Linked DNA regions of Homo sapiens: regions 1, 3, 4 and 5 are each linked to region 2. Evidence: chromatin contacts called from ENCODE Hi-C or POLR2A ChIA-PET data. All regions are on one chromosome and are shown on one strand. The core of a region is the stretch at or near the end of the contact, and the rest is flanking DNA. Distances in the headings are between cores, read along the strand shown.

Region 1 (2,700 bases), core at 104-2,603, 550 kb after region 2:
TACCTCTGAAATTTCATCACCAACATCCAGTGGTACGAAGTCCAGTGACTTACTCCGGATCGTTGCTGAGAATGGAGGCTTCCTAAATATCAAGATAATTTTACTCCAATTTATTTCCTAGGGGTGAAAGCAAAGCCTTTTTGTCCCAAGGGACAACTGAGCAACCACCAGAGTCTCTAGCTGAACAGCAAGGGTGTGAGGCCGGCTAAAATTCCCACAGTTAGAAGCCCACTCGCAGGAGGATATTTACCAAATTGACATAAGAACTACATAAAAAGGAAATGCGTTTATTGAGCTGATGTTTCACAGTTGTCTGTGGATGGAGGCGACATTGCAAAATTCTTTTTACATTATATTATTCTCTTCTTCTTTTTAATTTGGTGTATTGGTTATTACTATTATTTTGCTTGTTACTTTCCAGACAAAAGTCCAATTCAGATATGTAACTGCACACATGTAGTACTAACTTCTGAGCTCAATTATTTCTCCTTGTATTTTCCCAATTTTCTATCAGGAAAGATGATTCATTCCAAAGGACAATGTACCATACAAAATGTGTTACATAGACTTCTCATAAAAGAATACCTCTAGTAAACCATTATAACTACTCTACGTTCACTTGCTCTTGATTATTGCCATGTTAGAACTATTTGTTCGCTTCTTTATTTAATATGGTTATTCTTTCCATCTTCCAGTTTTGTTTAGCTATTCGGGTGTGCGTGTGCCTGCAGAAGAAGCTCTGAAAATAAGTTAGTTGAACCTGAGAAACCATTTGGAATGACCGTATGGCTAAATCTTTTTTTAAATTAAAAAAATCACATATACCCAGGCCATTTCGAGCATCATGCCGATTTTCCCTCCCACTTTACGTTTAAAGCAATTAGAGATGTTGAACCCTAACAAAATGTAGTCGAGTTTAATATACTACGAGGGAGGGGCTGGCAGTCATTTTCCTTTAAATATTTAATCTAAACATAAATTGTTATTAAGGGTAGGGGGAAAAAACCTCACATAGATAATTTTAACTGCAGTTTGAGGTTTAAGCAACAGAAAGTCTTCTAACCCCAGTCCCCTTTCTTCTCCTTCCGCCCCTCCCCAACCCCGCCCCATAATGGATGCTCGGCCGACTGCTTCTGCACGGTCTCTTTGTCTAAAGGATGCAAACAGTCTACGGATGCTAGAGAAAAAGGGGTGGGGGAGAGATTACCTCATCCCACGTCGCTTGCACCAATCACCAGTCTCCTGTCATGGCTTCTCTGGGCAGATTGGGGGTCTGGACCAACAGGAAAAGGCCCCGGCCCATCCCCATGGTGACCGAGTTGTATATAGGGAGCCGCATCCGCCTATGTGCCGCAGGTTCTCTTACATCGACCGCCTAAGAGTCGCGCTGTAAGAAGCAACAACCTCTCCTCTTCGTCTCCGCCATCAGCTCGGCAGTCGCGAAGCAGCAACCATGGTGAGAATCGGCTTCGGCTCTTTGTGGCCGTTGGGTGGAGTCAGCGCCCCCAGGCTCTACTTGGAAAACCTTTAAGCTCTTTTCTTTCGTAAGCTCTCTGGGCGAGGGTGGTGGTATGTTTTGTGAGGTTTAGCTTAGCCCCAAATCCTCAAGCCCCGCCGCCGCCGCAGTGCGGGTGCAGGAACCGGGCCAGTACTGCGCCCAGGGCGCAGCAGAGCGCTGGGGAGGAACAAAGGCGGCGCCTAGGCGCCTGTGTTATCCGAGAGACTTTCGGGGGCCGCGGGCAGCCCGTCTGCCGCGACCGAGGGGTCTGGGGCGTCCCGGCTGGGCCCCGTGTCTGTGCGCACGGTTTCGCTGATGCTGAGGGGCCACTTTCTGTCTCGCGTTGTTCTCTGGGGACCGGGAGAGGAGGAGGCACCCAAAAAGAGCGGGGGCGTTGGGCGAGCTGGGGGACGTGGGAGGGGGAACGGGAACAAAGCGCAGCCTAGGGTTAGCGTGGGAAGACCCTCCGCGGTCTTTGGCGTTTTGGAAAGATACCCACACATTCCCGGGAAAACATGGTGAGTTTCTGCCGGAGCCCCCGGCAGCGGGTGTCAGGGCGGCGCAGGGGCGGGGTTGTTTGTTTCTGGCTTCTATGGCGTTGGAGCCACTGGGCGGGGTTCGCCCTCACTGAACCTCTTCTGTCAGGAGCTGACTGAAAAAAAAACAAAAAAACCTTTCATCATTGCGGAACTGTAGGCTCCAAAAGGGTTTTCTTCACTATTATAAGTTAGATGACTTTTTTTTTTCTTGAGCAAAATCATAATTCACTTCACAAGCTCTTTAATGTCTGGTCTGGGGACGCCCTGCCCTGACCGACTGAAGTGTGTGTGTGTGTGTGTGTGTGTGTGTGTGTGTGTCTGTGGGACGCCCTGCCCTGACCGACTGAAGTGTGTGTGTGTGTGTGTGTGTGTCTGTCTGTCTGTCTGGACTGCACGTTCAGCGAGGGAGAAAGCCCACTTTGTGAGCCCCAGGGTACCCTGATGGTCAGGACCCAGGGAAACGCCCTTCCCCGCCGCCCCCCCGCCCCGCCCCCACCACATCAGCGAATAGACAATGAAAGTGGTAGCCCTAAAGACCACAGAGAAGAAAACCTCTATTGGATGCAAAGAATATGAATATTATGTGATGGGTAGAGAATCTCAGGATGAAAATACTATTTTGTTGTTTTAAATAAATATTTCATTATCCTTCCACTGGGCTTT
Region 2 (2,700 bases), core at 111-2,610:
AAAGTACAGATTGTATTTCTCAAGGGTTCAACTATTCTGTCCCTACTGGAGGAAAGTGGCGGCAGAGAATCTAAATGTCAACATATTCTTTAGGCCAGAACAAAAATATTAGACACAAAGAATAAGAAAACACCAAAGAGTGTAAATACAATAATTACAGAAAAAAGTGTGTATACGCAGGTCATAAGAAATGTGTTTATGCAATTCCGGTATCTTTCCAGAATTCAATTCTTAAACCACACATACAAAAGATAAACTGTAAATAAATATCAATAAGTAACTAGAAAAGTCCATTTGCCATTTATTTACCTTTGACCTTAAAATCCTTGTCTGTTTCAAGCACAGTCAGCCCTTCTACTGGGTTACACATTCACAAGTTGCTAGAACACAGTCTCAAGTTCATAGTGATTTTTGTTGTGGGGGTGGTCAATGAAAGGCTGATGACCCCAAGCAGCCCGGGCTGGCACCGGGTAGTAATTCTACACTCAGTAAATATACAAAGATACCAAAGCCTACTTGTTACCACAGGTCCAGCAAGTAGGCCCAAGATAAAAACTGCCCAACGACGCCCTTGCTGAGCAGACTTAGAAAGACGCCCACAAAACCTCAAGACCAAGCAAAGCAAAGCCACCTCACCTGCCCAAAGGTAACCAATCCGAAAAGAGCGGGGCCGCCCCGTGGGCCTGGAAGGCAGCCCCAGCCCCAGACTCCTCTCACTTCCCGCCTCTGCCGTTGGCTAAGTAACTGAGGAGCCTCGCGTGTCACAGAGGAGTGTGACATCACCCGCCCGCCAGGCCCTACCTCGAGTCTTGGCTCCGGGCCGCTCACCCAGGGTCAGCCCGACCAAAGGACCCGCCCGCAGCCGAACAGCAATCGGATGGGTGGAGTTTCGCGTTCCTTCACCTCGGAAGGACGTGCTCTGAATTCGAACGATCGAAGCTAGGCCAAGGGGCCCTGCGTCTACACTTAGTAGAGGAGAAGGAGCGGGAGAAAGGAAAAGGCGGGCTGAGAAGGGGCCTTCGCCAGCGCTCTGGGGCAGAATAGAGGCCTCGACACCCCCCAAAACCCCCGCAGACTCGCCTCCGCCCCACCCCCGCTTCAGCACTGTTGCGCACGCGCAGCACTAGTTCCCTAGCTTCCCTCCACACCCTGTTTTCCCGAGTCTGGTCTCCGAGCAGGGCCTCGTTCCTTCAGGGTGCCATCTGTCCGCAGAAGGAAGCTACTGCCACTCTTGCTCAGACAGTAACTGCTAACTCCCTTTCCATTTCTCACTCCCAGTTCGCCCAGTACTAGGTTCAGACGTACCTTCCTAACCCGCCTCTCCAAGGCCTACCAGCGCTTCTAACACCGGATGTGCTCTGACTCGCCCACTTCCGCTCCCGATCTTTTACCCGGCGTTCGCCTCTCGAGGGAAACCCCGCCCTGTGGTCCGCTTAAGACCAGTCCTCATTGGCCGTTGGCCGCACTCCTGCCTTTCCATTGGCTGTACGTGCATAAACAGCGGCTGCTTAGTTCAGAGGCCTGAGCTTGTCGATCAAGACTACTGGCCACCAACCGCCTCGAAGCAAAAGGTCTCCGCTTTCTTACCGTAGTAAGCCAGGGTCACGGTGCGCTGCTGCCTCTAGTGGAGAAAGTGAAAATGGGCCGGCCCCGCCCGGGACAGCCCGACGGCTTGTGAAGGGGTAGCGCTGCAGTCTTGGGATTCTGGCTTTAGTCTTGTCATGCAGTGTTAAAGGGGGAAAGCGATTCAGAGAACACATTAAAAAAAAAAAAAAAGCGCCCTCGCAAGGGGCGATTTACTGTGAAACTAGTGGAGCGTAAGCTTCAGAGCACCTTTGAAAACACTTCGATTTCTCTAGAGTATGCGAGAAGGAAATAGCAGGATTCCAGGAGGAAAACCAGAATTTAGGAAACCACTTTCTGGAAAGATAGAACAGTTCTTTTCAGTAAAGAATACAAATATCCAGGGTATGATTCTCAGTAGGCAAACCCAGGTATGCAATTAATAGAAGTTAATTTTCGGCTGGGCGTGGTGGCTTACGTCTGTAATCCCAGCACTTTGGGAGGCTGAGGTGGGCAGATCACTTGAGGCCAGGAGTTTGAGACCAGCCTGGCTAACATGGTAAAACCCCATCTCTATTAAAAATTTAAAAAATTAGCTGGGCGTGGTGGCGTGTGCCTGTAATCCCAACTACTCGGGAGGCTGAGGCAGGAGAATTGCTTGACCCTGGAGGTGAAGGTTGCAGTGAGCCGAGATGGTGCCACTGCACTCCAGCCTGGGAGACAGAGCGAGACCCCGTCTCAAAAAAACCAAAAAAGTTAATTTTCTATAATACAACCTAATTTTTGCTGTAGTGTAGCAGGACAAGCCGCAGACAAAACCCCTCAGACACCGAGTTAAAGCAGGAAGCGGTTTATTCCGCCAGGAGCATCGGCCAAGACTCCTGTCTCAAGAGCTGAGCTCCCTGAGTGAGCAATTCCTGTCCCTTTTAAGGCCTCACAACTCTAAAGGGATCCGCTTGAGAGGGTAGTGATCGATTGAGCAAGCATGCACCGGTAATTAGATCAGAACAGGACAGGGATTTTCACAGTGCTTTTCTATACAATGTCTGTAATCTATAGATAACATAACCGATTAGGTCAGGGGTCGATCTTTAACTACGAGGCCCAGGGTGTGGTGCCTGGCTGTCTGCTTGTGGA
Region 3 (2,700 bases), core at 10-2,509, 540 kb before region 2:
TTTTAGTGGAGACGGTGCTTCGCCATGTTGGCTAGGCTGGTCTCGAACTCCTAACCTCAGGGGATCCGCCTGCCTCAGCCTCCCAAAGTGCTGGGATTACAGGTGTGAGCCACCGCGCCCGGCCCCTTGTACCTGATTTTGAATGGAGTTTCAACCAATCACAAACAGACAACCAGCCAAGTGGTTATATAATTAGGGACCTCCCATGTGACCATACCCAAATAAGGCAAACGCTTAGCTGTAGCCAATCAAATTTCTTTACTTTCGTGTTCAGCCTATAAAGTTTGATGCCTGGGCAGCTAGAGCAGGGGTGTCTGAGCCTCTTTTGGTTCTGACTGTTGTCCGATTCAAAATCTAAGTTTGTTTTGTCTGAAATTTTTATTTCTACAATACCTATCCAGAAATCAGTCTAGGCTGGATATTTGAAGGAAGAAGGGAATAACTGGCTGGCATATTCATCACCTGTTGGAAATCTCTCTTCTCACACATTTTCATTAACTTCTTGAGGAAGTGTAATTACAAGCGTTTTCCCACGAGCAGCCCCTACTAATAACGCATCAAGCTGCATGAATTCCGAAAAGCTTCAGAAAACTTGTGGTCTGAAACCCTACTATGCTTGAGGTACAGGAAAGAAGGATACTATCAAAAGGCATCATGCAGCTGGCACGGAACTGGGACAAGAATTTGGGGGCAGGATGGCCAAGTGCTAGGCCAATTGACGGTCTCCAAACCATTAGCACAGCTCCTATTCTGAATGGAGGAGTAAAAACAGCTGTTGGAGAACTTGGACGTCATCTGCCCTTGTCAAACCGTTTTCAGGATTAATGTACTTAATTCAGCTTTTTCCACTACACCACACAGCCTCCTGTAAAACACCCTCCCTGCACACAACTTACCCCCAAAGCACCAGGAACCTAGCTGGCTAGAGTTGAGCTTAGGAAAAACCTGAGTGGCTCCAGAGTCAAACTGCGATAACGTTGAGTCAGAGGAGTTAAGGACAAAGTAGAGCTGCACAGAGGCCCACGTCGTGCAAGTGCGTGTCTCCTTCAGAGAAAAGCGTGCCGAGGTAGACTAGGCCCCGGGCAGCAAAAACCCTGTCCCGTCGCCAGCGCCCCGCACCGCCAGAGCGACTGGAGCAGACGCGAGCGCTGGGCACGTAGCCGGTGGCGCGCACGCTCAGCCCGAGGCCGCACGGGAGGCTGTCTGGCGTGCGCGCCCCCGCGGCGGTGGGCGGGGTCCGGGGCGGGGCCGCAGGAGCAGTAGGTGTTAGCAGCTTGGTCGCGACAGGTGCGCTAGGTAGAGCGCCGGGACCTGTGACAGGGCTGGTAGCAGCGCAGAGGAAAGGCGGCTTTTAGCCAGGTAAGGGCCTTCTCTCTCCACAACCGGAGAGTGCGGGAAGACCCCGGCTTCTCTCCACACCCTCTTTCTCCTTCGACTTTTGGGGCGGGGGGAGTGCAAGGAGTGTGAGTCCCTCCCCCTCGAGATAAGGGGTCGAGGGACGCTGATCCTCCGTTCTTTCCTCACTTCTGGGGCCTGCGCTGGGTGGGGAGTGCTTATGTCGGGCTGAGCCTTTGCTGCCCAAGGGCGGGAGCTGCAAATACCCCGTCCTCTCCCACCGAGAACACTGCATTCTAACTGTATACTTTCTGGTGTGGTGGAGGAAGGTGACAATTCATTAAAACTCCAAATACCCTCCTTCCAGGGAAATACTGTAATATTCAACTGTTCTTTTTCCTTCATTTTCAGCCATTCCCTCTCTTTTCGATTTTTTCTCCCTTCCATTACGCCAGCTGAACTCTGTTTAAGACACTTACACCCTTTTGAGGAATGTTGAGAATATAGCAGTCCTTGCAGCCGATGTGTCATCCCCGAATCGCTATCGTGTATATATCGCTGGCACTTGCCCCCGACATATGTTGGTGTTAATGTAAGGTAATTGTACACCCCTGGCTACACATACTAAAGCTTGAAGTTGTAGCTGCTAGGAACGAACCATCTGGCACCCTTCCTAGCCTCCTTACTGATGCTTGCAAGAACGGTTTAGCTGATCCTGGTGAGAGATATTTGAACTACTATTGTCTTGCACCTAATTCCAGCTTTCAAAAGTCTGCCTTGGACGGGCGCAGTGGCTCACGCCTATAATCCCAACACTTTGGGAAACTGAGGCGGGAGGATCGCTTGAGCCCAGGTGTTTGAGACCAGCCAAGGCAACTTAGCGAGACCCTTGTCTCTACAAAAAAATAAATAAATAAATAAAAATAAAAGATAAGTCTGCCTAATCCAGATCTGCCTAATCCAGATGGTTCAATTGACTTGACTTTTCAGGTTAGTCAAAGGTAATTAGGGAGTTATCAGTTTTTAAGGCAATGCCCATTTTGGGGAGAGGTTTTCTTTTGCATTAAGTATTCTTTCTTTTGCTCTTGATTTAAATGGTTTAACACAGTACCTTTTATCTGCTTGGTTACCAATACTATTCACAAATGCTAAATATTTCAGGAGCCATGAAATAACACCAATCCTTTCTTCTGAGGTATGATGTAGACACAAAAGAACATGACCCCTAACAACATGTTCTAAGTTCCTGTAGAGGTATAACCTGGGTGCAGGATGATCACGTTTTAGATAGATCTTCAAAAAATTATAGAGTTGGCGTGAAAGAAGGCAAAAAAAAGTGTGTGTTCATATATGTTTTCTTGTTTT
Region 4 (2,700 bases), core at 190-2,689, 630 kb after region 2:
ACGCCTGTAATCCCTGCACTTTGGGAGGTCAAGGCAGGCCGACAGCTTGGGCCCAGGAGTTCAAGACCAGACTGAGCAACATGGCAGAATCAGCTAAGTGTGCTGGTGCCTGCCTGTGATCCCAGCTGCTCAAGAGACTGAGATGGGAAGATCACTTGAGCCTTGGAGTTGGAGGCTACAGTGAGTCGTGATCGCACCACTGCACACCAGCCTGGGCGACAGAGTGAGACTGTCTCAAAAATAAATAACTTAAAAGAAAATCTCCCTTCGTCTAAATCCTGTCTACTTCCAAGACACACACACACACACACACACACACACACACACACACACACACACACACACACACACACAAAATCTTGGCCGGACGTGGTGGCTCACGCCTGTAATCCCAGCACTTTGGGAAGCCGAGGCGGGCGGATCAACTAAGGTTGGGAGTTCAAGATGAGCCTGACCAACATGGAGAAACCACGTCTTTACTAAAAATACAAAATTAGCTGGGCGCGGTGGCGCATGCCTGTAATCCCAGTTACTTGGGAGGCTGAGGAAGGAGAATCGCTTGAACCCGGGAGGCGGAGGTTGCAGTGAGCCGAAATCACACCATTGCACTGCAGCCTGGGCAATAAGAGCGAAACTCCGTCTCAAAAATAAATAAAGAAATAAAAGCTGAATCACAACATCTTCCTCTGAAGTGTTGTTGTGACGTTAAAAATGAGATAATAGGCTGGGTGGGTCACGCCTTGTAATCCCAGTACTTTGGGAGGCCCATCACTTTGAGACTAGGAGTCCGAGATCAGCCTGGGTAACATGGCTGAGATAACGACTATAAAGTGAATGGCACATAGTAAGTGGTTAGCTAATGTTTGACTCAGCCCCACTCTTCAGTGATCCTTGTGGGCATTTCTTCACAAAGTTGCAAGGTATTTCTGTAGTCCTCTCTCCAGTATTTTTCAGTATTTGTTCTAGCACACACTAGGTCTTCCACAAAAATGATTGAATGAAAACTCCTGGCAGCGGGAAAGCGGGGTGGGGATGTGGGGAGGGGCACCCCAACACAAACACACAGAAAATGCTACTACAGAACATCGGTTACTGGGCAGCGGTACATTTCAGAACCCCTAGGGTGCCCTCACATCCTGCCTGGCTGGCCTGCTTCAAACGGTTCATTTAACCAAGGTCATACTAAAATGTTGGCTGCTACTAAAATCCAGGAACCTTCACTTTTCCCAGATAAGAGAGACAGTTGCTCTATTAGTATGGGCAGCGGTAGGCCCAAAAGATCCCGCCTTCCTCCACAGGGCGAGCCTATCAGCGCTCCTCCAGCGATGAACGACAGCTCTCCAGGAGCCAATGAGTTCCTCCCCCTGGAAGGAACCCGCCCATCCCTTGTGTCGTCACTAGATCTCTTAAAAAGATGGACCCTCAGCGGCGCTTCCTCGTAGCGAGCCTAGTGGCGGGTGTTTGCATTGAAACGTGAGCGCGACCCGACCTTAAAGAGTGGGGAGCAAAGGGAGGACAGAGCCCTTTAAAACGAGGCGGGTGGTGCCTGCCCCTTTAAGGGCGGGGCGTCCGGACGACTGTATCTGAGCCCCAGACTGCCCCGAGTTTCTGTCGCAGGCTGCGAGGAAAGGCCCCTAGGCTGGGTCTGGGTGCTTGGCGGCGGCGGCTTCCTCCCCGCTCGTCCTCCCCGGGCCCAGAGGCACCTCGGCTTCAGTCATGCTGAGCAGAGTATGGAAGCACCTGACTACGAAGTGCTATCCGTGCGAGAACAGCTATTCCACGAGAGGATCCGCGAGTGTATTGTGAGTGCGGGGCCCCGGCGAGGAGAAGCGGGGGTTGCGGGAGACGGGGAGGTTGGGGTCCGAGCCCACCTGGTCTCAGAGTGCCGTCAAACCATGCCTGGGCCAGCGGCGGGCGACGGAGGCCTCCGTCCGGGCAGAAGGGCGGGTGCCCGGCTAGCGATCCCCTAGATGGGATCAGCTGGGTCCCTGAGCGATAAACAAAGGCCGTCGTTTCCGTTCCTCCCCCACACGCCCCTCCCCTGCCCCTCCCTCCCACCCCTCACCCAGCGCGTCTTCCTGTTGGGGGTCTCCGGGGTCTGAGAGCCTGCGGAGTCTGCCTTAGTCTGATAATCGGGGAAGGATGGGTTTGCTTCTCAAACTGGGTTGAGGGCAAACTCAGCTGACGTTGGATGAAGGGGAGACGTCGTCACACTGAGCTTGATTCCAGAAAAGAGGGGAGGTGTAGGGATGGCAGACGGGAGGAACCTGGGGACTTGGTGGGTCATCTGCTTTGGAAGAAAGGAGTCTTGCTGGGGTGGATCCTAATATGTAGAGATGAGGAACAACCAAGTATTCCCCCGTCTTTTTTCTTTCTCATTGGTGTTTGTTTGAAACCCTGCAAGGCTGGGTTCCCAGCCTCTCAGCCATTCCGGGGTTTCCCCAGTGAGTGGTCCTCCCAGGGCTTCAGAGGGTACCTGGCTGCTGTTCCTTACGCCCTCCCTGCCACTTAGAGCGACAACTGAACCTTGCGCACAGAAGTGGACTACTCAATTCTGGGGTAGGGGTACCCAGTGGAGCTTAGGGTGTCATATCTTTCTCAGCCTTGCTTTGAATTTTCACCTCTCTCCTTTCTCCTGTGTCCTTCCCCAGAGCTCACCAGGGCAACCCTCATCTCCAGATAGTAAATGGAAAGGGAATG
Region 5 (2,700 bases), core at 200-2,699, 680 kb after region 2:
CTCGAGAGCTGCATGTGGTTGATGGCTACCATATTAGATAGTGTAGATTTAGTCCATTTCCATCACTGTAGAAAAGTTCTGTTGGGACCGGGCGCGGTGGCGCATGCCTGTAATCCCAGTACTTTGGGAGACCAGGGCGAGCGGATCACGAGGTCAGGAGTTCGAGACCAGGCTGGCCAACATAGTGAAACCCTGTCTCTACTAAAAATACAAAAAAGTAGCCGGGTCTGGTGGTGTGCGCCTGTAATCCCGGCTACTAGGGAGGCTGAGGCAGGAGAATCGCGTGAACCAGGGAGGCGGAGGTTGCAGTGAGCCGAGATCGCACCACTGAACTCCAACCCGGACGACAGTGCGAGACTCTGTCTCAAAAAATAAAAAAAGTTCTCTTGGACAGCATCGTAAACCCTTTCCTCACAAAGCTGGCATTGGATCGAATCTGCCTGCCTCTTTCTCCACATCTTCTTTTAAAAAAACGTAGTATAATTATTTGTAATCCTAGGAAAAACGTGGCCTTTGGTTTGAATAATGGCTCAACTTCTCACTAGATGTAGTTCTGTGGGCAATTTTACCTATTGTAGCCTTAATCTTCATCTGTAATATGGAGATAATTCCATGTAACTCATAATGAAGGCGAGGAATAACTAAGAATATATAAAGTATCTGGACATAGTTAATTTGTCTCCTTTTGTCCACCCCATGTGTGCGTTGATGCAGAAGAGGCATTCCAATGTTTTCTCATCCAGACTTATGGTGGGGGGGTGGTGCCTGCAAAGAGTATGTTTTGCGATCTTGTCCAGGACAGTACTCCGGCCAGGTAGCAGCGAGGCTACCTCAGTTTACTAAAAAAGGGACACGGGTACTGAATATCTGGAAGGACTGGAGGTGGGAGTGGGGGCACCCTGAAAAGGGAGGCTCTACCTTTATGTTTCGATGGGGAGGTGTGTATAGTGACTGTGTGGGCACCGACAGTCCTTCCTCACACGGGGGACTGGGAGTCAGGAGGAACGACTAGGGACTCGTCCAGTTTTCTTCGGGTCCCCAAACGTGGCAAGAGTCCACCCTCTGCAGCGCCAGGCGCCGTACCTCACTTTCTCCATTTGCGGACTCCAGTTCCCAGGATGCTGAGCAGCGGCCAATCTCCTGGCTCTTCTTCCATCCCCCTCCCGGGAAAGACTGCCCCTGGCCAAAGCAAGGGGCAGTTGGAACTTCAGGGACCAACGACTGCAAGGGTATGGAATTAGACAGCGGCCAGAGTCCTAGTTTCGCGGCCTGGGCGGTAAATGAGGCGGCTCCAGGGCCGCGGCGGAGAGGAGGGGGGCTTCGTTCCCACGTGTCTGCCCTGCTGCCGGCCCGGCGCGGTCGGGGTTAACCCGGAGCGGAAGGATCCCGCAGCGTGTGCGTAGAACTGCAGAGTCACAGCCTTTCCTCCGAGAGGGCGGGATCCCTCCGCCGCTCCGCTCCAACACAAAATAGGGCCGCCTCTTCTCCTTTCTCCCCCTCTCGAGTGGGGTGCCCCGGGCAAAAGGCCCCCCCGGATCTAGCGCCGAAGGCTTCACGAATCTTCACGACCGCTGCCCAGCTCTTGGGCCAGGAAATAGCCCCTTCGCAGGAACCACCCTACCGGCCGAACAGGAGGCGGAGGGGGGGAGGCGGAGCGGCGCCGCGCTGCACTACTTTCCTCTCCGGTTGCAAATGGCTGCCTCGTTCCCCACTTTCCGCTCAGTTTCCTGACCCCCCGGTGCCGGGAGCCGGGGTTGGGCCATGCACCTCTAGGCCGCCTGCGATCACAGTCAGCCGGGGGTCGAGGGGGTGCCACCGACCAGAGCCGGCCAGGCCGGGGGCGGGGCAGCTCCCGAGGCCAGAGGGGAAGGGAGGCGAGCGCAGGGCCTGGAGCGGCCGGAGGGGAGCGGGCAGAGGGCTCGCACCGCCCGCCCCTTCCTTTTCCTCGCCTACCTAGCCTCCTCCCTTCCCCGGGGGGAGCAGAAGGTGGGGGGCTCGAAGCCGCCGAGGGTGAGCGCTCGGGGTCGAGAAGCCCGGCGCTGGGTGTGTGTCAGGTTCAGCCCCGCGGCCCCGCCGGCCCCGCGTCGCCGTAGCTCGCGCGGCCCCGGGCGCCGGCCGGGGCGGGGAGAGGGGCTCGGCGCTCCTGCGAGGGTCTCACGTTCCATCCGGGCCAGGCGCGGGGCGGCGCGGCATTCCTTCCGGGCTGCTGGGGAGGCGCCTCGACGTTCCATCTGGAGAGCCTCGACGTTCCGCCCGAGCCCGGCGCGGGCGGCCGGGGCGCTGGCCGGGCCCTAGGACTGAGAGGCCGCCCGGCGACGCGGATGCGGAGCCTGCTCGCCCAAGATCAAAGCCACCGGTGCTCTCTTTGTGTCCGCTCGGGATTCGCCGCCCTGGGGCTGTCCATGGAAACCTAAACTGCTGGAACCTGAGGCAGAGAACCCCTCTTTGGCTTCTTGCTGTTTTTTTGTGGGGGGAGGGTGGCCACTCCGACCTGGATTTACCGTTCTTGGCCCCCCTAAGCCCCCCCGTGCGGGGGGCGGCTGTGATCGCTCTGGCGGTTGGAGGTCGGGGAGCGGCCCGGGCTCTGGCCATGTTCTCGGATGAGGATTTCTGGATCGCCCTGTGAAGAGGTGAGTGAAGTCCGCCCGGCCAGGGCCCAGAAAGGGTTGGACTGGGGGCACAGCCAGATGGACTATCTTA

Evidence for each region. Hi-C counts contacts between places; a loop is a spot of excess contacts on that map. ChIA-PET counts read pairs that join two places held with the same protein, here RNA polymerase II (POLR2A). Pooled maps may share reads with other maps.
Region 1: a map of naive thymus-derived CD4-positive, alpha-beta T cell shows a loop between it and region 2 (12-fold over the local background). The contact joins the promoter of TUBA1A here to the promoter of TMBIM6 in region 2. A Hi-C loop is called at or near these places in 2 of 168 maps with a recorded cell type or tissue (both naive thymus-derived CD4-positive, alpha-beta T cell), 1 of 37 single-sample maps with no recorded cell type and 13 of 50 pooled maps. POLR2A ChIA-PET finds 5 or more read pairs at or near these places in 8 of 52 experiments (A549, CD4-positive, alpha-beta T cell, CD4-positive, alpha-beta memory T cell and 5 more).
Region 3: a pooled map shows a loop between it and region 2 (5-fold over the local background). The contact joins the promoter of LIMA1 here to the promoter of TMBIM6 in region 2. A Hi-C loop is called at or near these places in 4 of 50 pooled maps.
Region 4: a pooled map shows a loop between it and region 2 (9-fold over the local background). The contact joins the promoter of LMBR1L here to the promoter of TMBIM6 in region 2. A Hi-C loop is called at or near these places in 11 of 50 pooled maps. POLR2A ChIA-PET finds 5 or more read pairs at or near these places in 4 of 52 experiments (CD4-positive, alpha-beta T cell, OCI-LY7, PC-9 and 1 more).
Region 5: a loop to region 2 is called in a map of naive thymus-derived CD4-positive, alpha-beta T cell, with 5 times the contacts of the local background. The contact joins the promoter of KMT2D here to the promoter of TMBIM6 in region 2. A Hi-C loop is called at or near these places in 1 of 168 maps with a recorded cell type or tissue (naive thymus-derived CD4-positive, alpha-beta T cell), 1 of 37 single-sample maps with no recorded cell type and 9 of 50 pooled maps. POLR2A ChIA-PET finds 5 or more read pairs at or near these places in 2 of 52 experiments (MCF 10A and activated CD4-positive, alpha-beta T cell).

What each region holds. Positions count from the first base shown.
Region 1 is chr12:49,187,733-49,190,432 of GRCh38, reverse strand. TUBA1A (tubulin alpha 1a) reads left to right here and starts at 1,353. Exons shown (of 4, transcript NM_006009.4): 1 at 1,353-1,456. The coding sequence starts at 1,454. RefSeq lists enhancers at 1,465-1,584, 1,083-1,674.
Region 2 is chr12:49,740,217-49,742,916 of GRCh38, reverse strand. TMBIM6 (transmembrane BAX inhibitor motif containing 6) reads right to left here and starts at 1,360. Exons shown (of 10, transcript NM_003217.3): 1 at 1,306-1,360. RefSeq lists enhancers at 1,104-1,423, 1,044-1,735, 1,664-1,793.
Region 3 is chr12:50,282,079-50,284,778 of GRCh38, reverse strand. It overlaps LIMA1 (LIM domain and actin binding 1), which reads left to right and starts at 1,259. Exons shown (of 11, transcript NM_016357.5): 1 at 1,259-1,359. It overlaps LOC107984505 (a long non-coding RNA gene), which reads right to left and starts at 1,158. Exons shown (of 2, transcript XR_001749144.2): 1 at 897-1,158. RefSeq lists a silencer at 1,039-1,348.
Region 4 is chr12:49,109,586-49,112,285 of GRCh38, reverse strand. It overlaps LMBR1L (limb development membrane protein 1 like), which reads left to right and starts at 1,439. Exons shown (of 17, transcript NM_018113.4): 1 at 1,439-1,802. The coding sequence starts at 1,731. RefSeq lists a silencer at 693-873 and an enhancer at 1,731-2,270.
Region 5 is chr12:49,059,543-49,062,242 of GRCh38, reverse strand. KMT2D (lysine methyltransferase 2D) reads left to right here and starts at 1,449. Exons shown (of 55, transcript NM_003482.4): 1 at 1,449-2,630. RefSeq lists an enhancer at 1,382-1,631 and silencers at 1,682-2,301, 2,463-2,700.